2 separate regions of the Homo sapiens genome follow, and region 1 is linked to region 2. A link is an interaction called in ENCODE POLR2A ChIA-PET data of the cell type or tissue named here. Cell type or tissue: OCI-LY7. All regions are shown on one strand. Links, peaks and the distances in the headings refer to the core of each region. The heading gives the core; the rest is flanking DNA.

What was found. ChIA-PET counts read pairs that join two places held together with the same protein. Peaks named below come from ENCODE experiments on the same cell type or tissue, not always from the same donor. Only the 100,000 strongest peaks of a DNase experiment are listed, where the experiment ranks them.
Region 1: POLR2A ChIA-PET joins it to region 2 with 5 read pairs; 2 of 35 experiments call an interaction of 5 or more read pairs at or near these places.

Annotation. Positions count from the first base shown.
Region 1 is chr10:101,196,639-101,202,011 of GRCh38, forward strand. No RefSeq gene overlaps it. Among named protein-coding and RNA genes, the nearest start is that of LINC01514, 23 kb to the left of the region's middle. In OCI-LY7, for the core only: no CTCF peak of the experiment used is centred there; no DNase peak of the experiment used is centred there.
Region 2 is chr10:101,047,620-101,052,992 of GRCh38, forward strand. No RefSeq gene overlaps it. Among named protein-coding and RNA genes, the nearest start is that of KAZALD1, 12 kb to the right of the region's middle. RefSeq lists a silencer at 2,709-2,898 and an enhancer at 2,717-3,218. In OCI-LY7, for the core only: CTCF peaks have their summits at 2,825 (motif pointing right) and 3,029; DNase peaks (open chromatin) are centred at 2,842 and 3,292; H3K4me3 peaks cover 840 bases; H3K27ac peaks cover 1,086 bases.

The sequences.
Region 1 (5,373 bases), core at 262-5,261, 150 kb after region 2:
TCCCACACGAAGGTCCAACATGAGGAAATGAGGCCGGCACAGCGAAAGGAGCCGAGCCCCAGTGACATGGTTGGTGTTCTGGACCCAGTTGTTCCAGAAGCCCTCCCTGCTCTGTTCGTATCACTTATGGGAGCTAAGCCATTTCTGCCTTTCCCCTTGGGCTACTTTGAGTTAAACTTCTGTCTCTTCTTTAAAGGCCGGGGAGAGGGCACTGATTAATGTGCTGTGTGAGCCTCCTTCTCCTCCAGTCACGGTCGGTGTGAGCAGGAGTGGATACTTGACCCAAAGGGGAACCAAGACATAGGGCAGAATCAACCTCTCTCTCTCGCCCTCTTCCCCTCTTTATTATTATTATTATTATTATTTAGATGGATTCTTGCTCTGTCACTCAGGCTGGAGTGCAGTGGCATGATCTCAGCTCACTGCAACCTCCACCTCCTGGGTTCAAGCGATTTTCTTCCCTCAGCCTCCCGAGTAGCTGGGATTACAGGTGCCTGCCACCACGCCTGGCTAGTTTTTGTATTTTTAGTAGAGATGGGGTTTCACCGTGTTGGACAGGCTGGTCTCGAACTCCTGACCTCAGGTGATCTGCCCATCTCGGCCTCCCAAAGTGCTAGGATTACAGGCATGAGCCACCACGCCCGGCCTCTCCCTCATATTTCAACTGAGAGGGAGGGATTACAGTCTGATGGCTGGAACTGAAGGTTGTATAGATTCAGGACTAGGACAACAATTTGGTTGGGGACTCACTAGTGGAAAAAAAGAAGAAAGCTAGCCTGCTGAGATAGATAGGAGAGACGAGAACCATATGAGCAAATTGAGAGAGAGAGAGAGACAGAATTTTCCTAATTCCTGAGCCCCAGTGTGCTTCCTGCCCTTCTTTCTGTGACATTCTCTGAACCCGTATAATATACCCTGTCTTAGGCTTTTCTGGAGGTATAACTGATAGAAACCCACCCAGGCTAACTTACGCAAAAAGGGTAGTCTATTTTTTTTTTTTGAGATTGAGTTTAGCTCTTGTCACCCAGAGTGGGGTGCAGTGGCACAATCTCAGCTCACTGCAACCTCCGCTTCCCAGGTTCAAGAGATTCTCCTGCCTCAGCCTCCCGAGTAGCTGGGATTACAGGCACCTGCTGCCACATCTGGCTAATTTTTATATTTTTAGTAGAGACGGGGTTTCACCATGTTGTCCAGGCTGGTCTTGAACTCCTGACCTTAGGTGATCCACCCGCCTCAGCCTCTCAAAGTGCTGGGATTACAGGCATGAGCCACCACACCCGGCTTTAAAAGGGTAGTCCTTATAAGGATGGCAGGTGTCTCCTGGAACCCTGGGACAGGTGGCACACCTGGGTCTCAGGATGACCTGAAAGCCAGGCAGACCTTCTCTAAATGGGCCTATGGTCTCAAGTATCTTATTTGAGACCAATTTCCTTCAATTCTCCATGTGCATGAGGCTAAACATGGCTGTCAATAGCCCCAGATTATGCAAGTTCAAGTGGCCACAGAGATGTCCGGCCACAGAGATGTCTAGCCCTTGTCCGAATGCCCAGGAGAAAGACTCTGGCAGGCCCAGTCTGGGTCAGTACCTACCTGCTCCAACCAGCCAGGTCTGGTGGAGTGGGGGTCCCATTGTCTGCTACAGCCCACCTCCAGGGAAGGGTCAAAGAGGAGTCCTCAAGGAAGACATATAAATGGCAAACAGGCGTATGAAAAGGTATTCAGTCACTGATCATCAGAGAAATGCAAATCAAAACTATAACGTGATATCATCTCACCCCAGTGAAAATGGCTTTTATCCAAAAGACAGGCAATAACAAATGCTGACGAGGATGTGGAGAAAAGGGAACCCTTGTATGCTGTTGGTTGGAATGTAAAGTAATACAACCACTATGGAGAACAGTTTGGAAGTTCCTCAAAAAACTAAAAATAGAGCTACCATATGACACAGCAATCCCACTGCTGGGTATATACCCAAAAGAAAGAAAATCAGCTTATCAAAGAGATATCTTCACTGCCATGTTTATTGCAGTACTATTCACAATAGCCAGGATTTGGAAACAACCTAAGTGTCCATCAACAGACAAATAGATAAAGAAAATGTGGTACTTATACACAGCGGAGTACTATTCAGCCATGAAAAAGAATGAGATCCTGTTGGCTGGGCGCAGTGGCTCATGCCTGTAATCCTAGCATTTTGGGAGGCTGAGGCGGGCAGATCACTTGAGGTCAGGAGTTTGAGACCAGCCTCGTCAATACAGTGAAACCCTGTCTCTACTGAAAATACAAAAATTAGCCAGACATGGTCGCATGCACTTGTAATCCCAGCTACTTGGGAGGCTGAGGCAGGAGTATCACTTGAACCTGGGAGGTGGAGGTTGCAGTGAGCTGAGATCATGACACTGCAATTCAGCCTGAATGACAGAGCAACACTCCATCTCAAAAAAAAAAAAAAAAAGATCCTGTCATTTGCAACAACATGGATGGAACTGGTGATCATTATGTTAGGTGAAATAAGCCAGGCACAGAAAGACAAACTTCTGGCCAGACGTGGTGGCTCACACCTGTATTCCTAGAACTTCAGGAGGCCGAGGCGGGCAGATCACTTGAGGACAGAAGTTCAAAACCAGCCTGGCCAACATGGTGAAACCCCGTCTCTATTAAAAATACAAAAAATTAACCGGGCGTGGTGGTGCATGCCTATAGTCCCAGCTACTTGGGAGGCTGAGGCAGGAAAATCACTTGAACCTGAGAGGCAGAGGTTACAGTGAGCCGAGATTGTGCCACTGCACTCCAGCCTGGGCAACAGAGCGAGACTCCATCTCACAAAAAAAAAAAAAAAGACAAACTTCTCATCTTCTCACTTATTTGTGGGAGCTAAAAATTAAAACAATTGAACTCATGGAGACAGACAGTGGAGCAATAGTCACCAGAGGCTGGGAAGAGTAGTGGTTGAGGGAGGCAGGAAATGATTAATGGGTACAAAAACATATTAGTTATAATAGAAAGAATGACTAAGACCTAGTATTTGATAGCACAACAGAGTGACTACAGTCAACAATAATTTATTATACACTTAAAAAACTAAAAGAATATAAGTGGATTATTTATAAGACAAAGAAAAGATAAATGCTTGAGGTGATGGATACCCCATTTACCCTAATGTAATTATTACCCATTGTATGCCTGTGTCAAAATACCTCATGTACCCTGTAAATATATACACCCACTAGGTACCCACAAAAATTGAAAATAAAAATCTTTTTCTAAAAAGAGGAATCCTCTGCAGCTGTTATATCAAGCTACTTTGGGTAGGATCCCATTCCCTGCCACTGAACAGAGCTGACTGAAGCAATTGCCGGTAGCTTTGGGGTACCTGTTGCCCCTCTCTCTGTTGGAATTGTGTGCCTCAAGAGTATCTCCAGCTGGATAGAAGGGCCAATTCTTCTCAGAGGCCGAGAATATTCTTCCACGCTGTATCCCCTGCAAACAACTAGAATTCACGGTGATGCCAACCGACTGTCCCTCTCTTCACCCACCTCCTGCCACCATTGCTGAGAGAGAATTGGCCAGTGTCACAGTATCTGACCCACCATGCATTCTGTGGAGGGTGGCAAAGAATCCTACGGAAAGTTCCAAGGGCTGACTCCTATCTGACAGATGTATGACGTTGATCGCAACTTATCCTTTCAGGGAAGACGAATATCAATATTTCACCAGGCCTGGACAATCCTGGAACCCTGCACGCTTGACACTGAAGGCAGAATTCTGGAAGTTGAACATAGTGCTACAGATTTCACTGGGGCTGGAAGGTCGTGCTGCAGAGGTGGGCGGGTCAGTGAGAGTCTTAGGCACCTCTTCACCTTCTGCACTTAGGACTCAAAAGACATGGAGTCCACCCAGAGGCCAGAGTTTTCTTTCTTGAGCATCACGTCTGCTTGGCAGAGCCCCTGTGGAATCTCTCTAAGTTCTCATTCCTCCTCATTTGGCAACAGGCATTCCTAGATCTGGGGTGGGGACAGGGGCTGCCTCACAGAGCACAGGCAGCTTGAAGGCTAAAAGTGGGAAAGACGGGATGTTTCCCATTCAATGTTGCTATGCTAAAATGAAAGGATGTCTGGCTTGTTAAAGCAGAGGCACATATATATACTACCTGTATTGAACAGGTGTTTGGGTGTTTGTCCCTTTCAAATCTCATGTTTAAATGTAATCCCCAGGCCGGGCATGGTGGCTCATGCCTGTAATCCCAGCACTTTGGGAGGCCGAGGCGGGCAGATCACTTGAGCTCAGGAGTTCAAGACCAGCCTGGCCAACATGGTGAAATCCCATCTACTAAAAATGTAAAAATTAGCCAGGCATGGTGGCTTTCATGCGCGCCCATGTGAAGAGACCACCAAACAGGCTTTGTGTGAGCAATAAAACTTTTAATCACCTGGGTGCAGGCGGGCTGAGTCTGAAAAGGGAGTCAGCGAAGGGAGACAGGGGTGGGGCCGTTTTATAAGATTTGGGTAGGTAAAGGAAAATTACAGTCAAAGGGGGTTTGCTCTCTGGCGGGCAGGAGTGGGGGTCGCAAAATGCTCAGTAGGGGAGTTTTTGAGCCAGGATGAGCCAGGAAAAGGACTTTCACAAGGTAATGTCATCACCTAAGGCAAGGACCGGCCATTTTCACTTATTTTTGTGGTGGAATGTCATCAGTTAAGGCAGGGCAGGGTATTTTCACTTCTTTTGTGATTCTTCAGTTACTTCAGGCCATCTGGGCGTATACATGCAAGTCACGGGGGATGCCACGGCTTGGCTTGGGCTCAGAGGCCTAACAGTGGCACACGCCTGTAGTCTCAGCTACTTGGGAGGTTGAGGCAGGAGAATTGCTTGAGCCCGGGAGGCAGAGGTTGCAGTGAGCCAAGATTGTGCCACTGCACTTTAGCCTGCGCAACAGAGCTAGACTCCATCTCAAAAAGTAAATGAATAAAAGTAAGTAAGTAAATGTAATCCCCAGTGTTGGAGGTGGGGCCTGGTGAGAGGTGTTTGGGTCATGGGGGCGGATCCTTCATGAATAGCTTGGTGCTGTCCTCACAATAATGAGTGAGTTCTCACTCTGAGTTCACGTGAGATCTGGTTGTTGAAAAGGGTATGGTGGCCAGGCACAGTGGCTCACATTTTTAATCCCAGCACTTTGGGAGGCCAAGGCAGGAGGATGACTTGAGCCTAGGAGTTTGAGACCAGCCTGGGCAACATGGCAAGACTCCGTCTCTGTAAAAAATGAAAAAATTACTGGTCATGGTGGTGTTAGCCTGTGGTCCCAGCTACTCAGGAGGCTGATGGGGGAGGATCACTTGAGTCTGGAAGGTGGAGACTGCAGTGAGGTATGACTGTGCC
Region 2 (5,373 bases), core at 177-5,176:
AAAACCCGCCTCAGAGGGGAAACTGAGTCACAGAGAAGGAACGGGAGCGGCAGTAAAAAGACAGGACGCTCTTGATCACTGGGGTCCGGAGGTCCCGAAATTCTCACTTGACCCTAACATCTCTCCCCTGCACACGTGAGGCACAGGCCTTGCAGGTCAGCAAACATTTCGGAGCACCCAATTTGTGTCTGGTCCTCGCTTATTGCAGGACGACCCGGGTTATCGGACACCCCCCCTTCCCACCCCAATCCCACCCAACTCCTGTCACCTTAGAAAAGATCCATATCTAGGCAGGCCTAACTCAGCATCCTACCCCAGCACTGCGCCTTCAGAAGGCCCCCTCAGGTAAAGGGCGCCCAGGTGAGCTCCCCCACTCCACACACCCAAAGCTGGACTGTCGGGGCGGACGAACCTACCTCTCACCCCTGGAACCGCCTCCCTCCCCCGGCTTCCCTCTCCGTCCGCCCCAGCCCGGGCAGCTTCATTAAGGGCCTCCGCCAGCTCTGCAGCTCACCTGCTGCAGCGCCCCTCGCGCTCCGCAAGGTACCGGCTCCTGGCGGTGATGAAGAGGCCCATTAACCACTTCTACCTTTAGGGCGGACTGGGCCGCACTCCCCGCCTCCCAACCAGGACATTAGAAACCGTCAACCAAGATTAATAGTTGCCCGGCTCCGGGGCAGGGAGATGAGCCCAGATACTGCGGCGGCGGCGCTCGCTTCGCGCGAGCCAACCCGGCACGGGCTGGGCGCACCACCTGCCGCTGCTGTCGCTCCACTCCGCCTTCCTTTCTTCTCCTCCTACCACTCGCCCGCGCACCTGAGGCTCTCAGGTGAGTCCAGCAATGGGATTGCGAGCGTCAGTGTTCTCTGCTGCGTCGCCGACCTGGGCGCGCTCGAAGGCAAGTCTTGGCACTTCGGGGAAGAAGGGCTCGCCCTCTCCAGGAGACTCCTCCAGCTTTCCTGCTGCCTCGATTTAAGGACTTCCAACCTTAAATGATGGCCGACCATCGCTTTTTTGGACAGGCTTCCTTGGCCCCCGCCCTCCCTCAATTCAGTTCTCTTATTCTCTCTCCGTGCGCCCCGTCATACTTTTCAGCATACCTACCGTATTTGTGCTTTTGCCTTTATTTGTGCGGCAATTATTGGGCGATTATATCATTGATGTCTGGCTCCCTCACTGGACTGTGGGTTCCAGGGGGAAGACGCCGCAGTTTTGCTCACCAGGGGCTCCGATGTGCATTCAGTAATTGTGTGTTGAATGAATGAGTGGGCAACAGGCTTGTCCCCGGTTTGTTTATTGGAATATCTGCTTCCTGTGCAAGCCTCCTGGCTGCTTAAACTTCCTCACAGCACCTGCACTCTTTCTCCTGACTCCTATTATAATTGTAACACTGATTTCCATGATGTCAGTTCAGCGTCTTCTCCCCCTTGGGACCATGAGCTCCTGAGGCAGGTGGAGCAGAGCACACAGCCGCCTCCCCAGTGCCTGCCAGCAGGGAACTAGGCACTTGGACTGGAGCCTTGGGGCTCTTCTGGCCCCATTCTTTTGAGGACTCTGTGGTCTGGAGAGGCAGAGTGACTTGCAGGAGGTCACATAGCCAGTTAGAAGCAAAGCCAGGATGAAAACTTTCCTCTTCGACACTGTGATTTTTCTACAAAGATCACACCATCAGGGACCCCAAGGAAGCCCCTTCTGACTTCTGAAGTTGCTGGGCTTTGGGGAGCCTGTGGGGTTGTCCTAGGAATCTCTTCCTTTGGCGATGATGGTGACCCAGAACTCAACCTCTCCTGGGAGGTAAAGGAGTTCGGGGCGCAGGGGTGCCCTGTACTGTGTGTCAACAGGGGCAAATTCTTTCAATTACATCTCAACTCCAGTTTCTCTTCTTTGGATGTAAAACCACAGAAGTCCTCTTTCTCCAATCTCGGAGAGAGGTGAACTGTCTCTGGTTTCCCTCCCTCCCCACCATTAGAAGAAATGTGGGCCGGGCTCGGTGGCTCACGCCTGTAATCCCAGAACTTTGGGAGGCTGAGGCGGGAGGATAATCTGAGGTCAGGAGTTCGAGACTATCCTGGCCAACATGGTGAAACCCCGTCTCTACTAAAAATACAAAAATTAGCAGGGTGTTGTGGCAGGCACATGCCTGCGATCCTAGTTACTCGAGAGGCTGAGGCAGGAGAATCGCTTGAACCCGGGAGGCGGAGGTTGCCGTGAGCCGAGATCGCGCCATTGCACTCTAGCCTGGGCAACAGAGCAAGACTCCGTCTCAAAAAAAAGAAAGAAAGAAATTTGGGACCAGAAACTGAAGAAATAAAGGGAACTAAAGAGAAAGTGCTAAGAGAGACAGTAGGGGCCTGAGCTCTTCCTCCAGCTCATCACACCCCTGGTGTCACCTCTCTAGAACCCACTTACTCTAGGGGGGAGGGGTGGAATGGGTTTGGGGATGGGGGCAAGATCGATACATCACTGGGTTTTGATGACCGCAGGCTTTCACCTTGCAGATAATGGGGTGAGCGGCGGTAAACTCTCCCCGACTGAGCGGGCTCCCCCGGCCTTAATGAGATAATCAATACTTGTTCTCGGCTTAATTTCCATCTAATTGCTCTTTAACGACGCCGGATAATGGGCCGCCTCCTGTGAGGAGGGAGCTGGCTGGGAATCCGACCCGCCTCGGACTCCCGCCTTTCCTCCCCCGGGCAGGATGCCCTCGCGCAGGTGGGAAGGGGGCGCACCGCGTTCTCTGCGTAGCCGGAGCTCCCTTCGCCCGCCCGCCTGCCCCGCGCCGCCACCTGCCTGCAGCGCTCTCGGCCCCCACCGGGGGGCGCTTCAGACTTTGGTTGCAGGATCCTGGCCAAGGCTCCGTTTCAGGTTCGGGCCACCCCCAACCTTATGGGCTGTGGAACCGCGCGCCTCTGGACAAGCCCTTTTCTCTTCTCACGTCCCACCTCGATGCACTGCCCTGGGAGGGGGCCCCAAGACCTTAGGTAAGTTGCTGTGTTTCTGCACCTAAGGAGGACTCCATTTTTCCCCCTGTAAGGTTGCTGGGCTGTTTCCTGTAAAGGAACCTGGCTGGTCACCACAGACCACTCAGGCAAGGAGAGGGGAACAAGAACGAGGAAGACTAGGCCCCGGGGCTCAGAGAGCCTCCTGATTCCCATTAACCTCACTCCCCCGCTCCAACCACCGAGTCAGTTAGGTTCCTGCGAACGCCAGCAGCTCAGTCATCAGCGCTCGCTTCTCTCACTTCCCACCTGCCTATCTCAGCAGGAGGAACACCTGGAGGTTCTCCCCAGGGACTCTCAGACAGCCTGGCCTCCTCTCTCCTCCCCCCACCTCATCTTTCTTGTCTTCTCTTGAGGCCAACCCTGAAGCACTTTGGCCTCAGGTGCCCAGATGCTGTGACCTGCGATTTCCCCATCATCTCCCTACCTCCTGATCTCCTGCCACCTGGGCACACACTCGCCTGCATTTCCACAGCTTGTCCCCTGAATATGGGGTATTTACATTTATAAAACACTTGCTGCTATTCTGGCTCCAGCTGCAATGAAGTTAGGCTGGCAAAGATACTCTAATAGTGGCAGGATAGTGTGATGTTAGAATCATGCCTTGGACCTAGGCAGCCCCAGGTTCAAGTCTTAGCTCTGTTGCTTACTGGCCAGTGACACTGGGCAAACTTTCCTACAGGTCTGAAACTCAGCTTTCTCTTCTAATAATCCTACCCTACACGGTTTTGTAAGTCTGAAACAAGTTAACATATGCAAGTTGTTTGCCATAGGGCCTGGCGCACTGATAAATGATAGCTATTATTGTTATTGTTATCATCTTTATTATAATTATTTTGACAAAGGGTCTCGCTCTGTCACCCAGGCTGGAGTGTAGTAGTGGCACCATCATAGCTCACTGCAGCCTCAACTCCTGGGACCAAGTGATCATCCTCCAGCCTCGGCCTCCCTAGTAGCTGGGACTACAGGTATGTGCCACCACACCCAGCTAATTTTTTACTTTTTGTATAGATGGGGGTTTCACTATGTTTCCAAGGCTGATCTTGAACTCTTGGGCTCAAGAGATCCTCCCACCTCGGCCTCCCAAAGTGCTGAGATTACAAGCATGAGCCACCATGCCTGGCCTGTTGTTATTATTGCATGTTAGAGCTGAAGGAACCATCTAGTTCAAGGAACATGAACTCAAAGGCTATGTCAGGAATCTTAAATAAGGGAAGCACACTAGGTTGGGATTGTGTTGAGCTGGAGAGGGCTAGTCCTGTTTAAAACGGCAGCCAGTACTCACCTTCAATTGTTGCTGGGTAGACCAGATTCCCCACTGTTTGTTGTTTGTTTTCAAAACAATCTGGCAACATCAGCAGCTTGGATATCATCTCTGGCCTTTCTTACCTTACCCCTCCCACCTCTCTATCCTAGCACTAGGAGCAGCTGGGGGTTCTCCTCAAAGCCTCTCTGAACATCCTGGCCTGAAAATTCTGGCCCCAAATTCTGGACTTTTATATAAAATGTCTCAACGTTTGAGTAGAAACTTAAAAACACCATGCCAAATATGACATGCCTTAAGTCCAAATTCACCCTTGTTTCTCAGAAGAAACCTTGGTTCAGATGGGTCTCAGCTGCTGGCAAAGCTGAGACTGAAAGCCTCGATTCTAAGTCAAAATAAAAACTTCTGGGAGGCCCTTCCTAGGCTGTGGGGCCTCTAGCTGCCACCTACCATAGATGCTGCCCGTCACAGGCAGTGCCCAGTGGCTGAGCTATTGTTTGCACTTGGCAGCTCCAGAAGCATAAGACCTGGGTCACAGCAGCTTTGTCTCTTGTGATGCAGCCACACTTTCAAAAATGTTAGGCCAGGCCAGGCACAGTGACTCATGCCTGTAATCCTAGCACTTTGGCAGGCTGAGGCGGGCAGACTGCCTGAGCTTAGGAGTTTGAGACAGCCTGGGCAACATGGTGAAACCCTGTCTCTACTAAAATACAAAAAATTAGCCAGGCATGGTGGTACACACCTGTAGTCACAACTACTCAGGAGGCTGAGGCATGAGATTTGCTCAAACCTGGGAGGCGGAGGTTGCAGTGAGCCAAGATGGTGCCACTGCACTCCAGCCTGGGTGACAAAGCGAAACTCCGTCTCTAAACAAAACAAAAATGTTAGGCCAGGTGTGGTGGCATGTGCTGGTAATCCCAGCACTTTGGGAGGCTGAGGTGGGAGGATTGCTTGAGCCCAGGAGTTTGAGTTCAGCCTGGGCAACATAGCAAGACTTCGTTTCTACAAATAATTTTTAAAAATTAGCTGGGTGTACTGACAGGCGGCGGTGGTCCCAGGTACTTGGGAGACTGAGGCACAAGGACTGCTTGAGCCCAGAAGGTCAAGGCT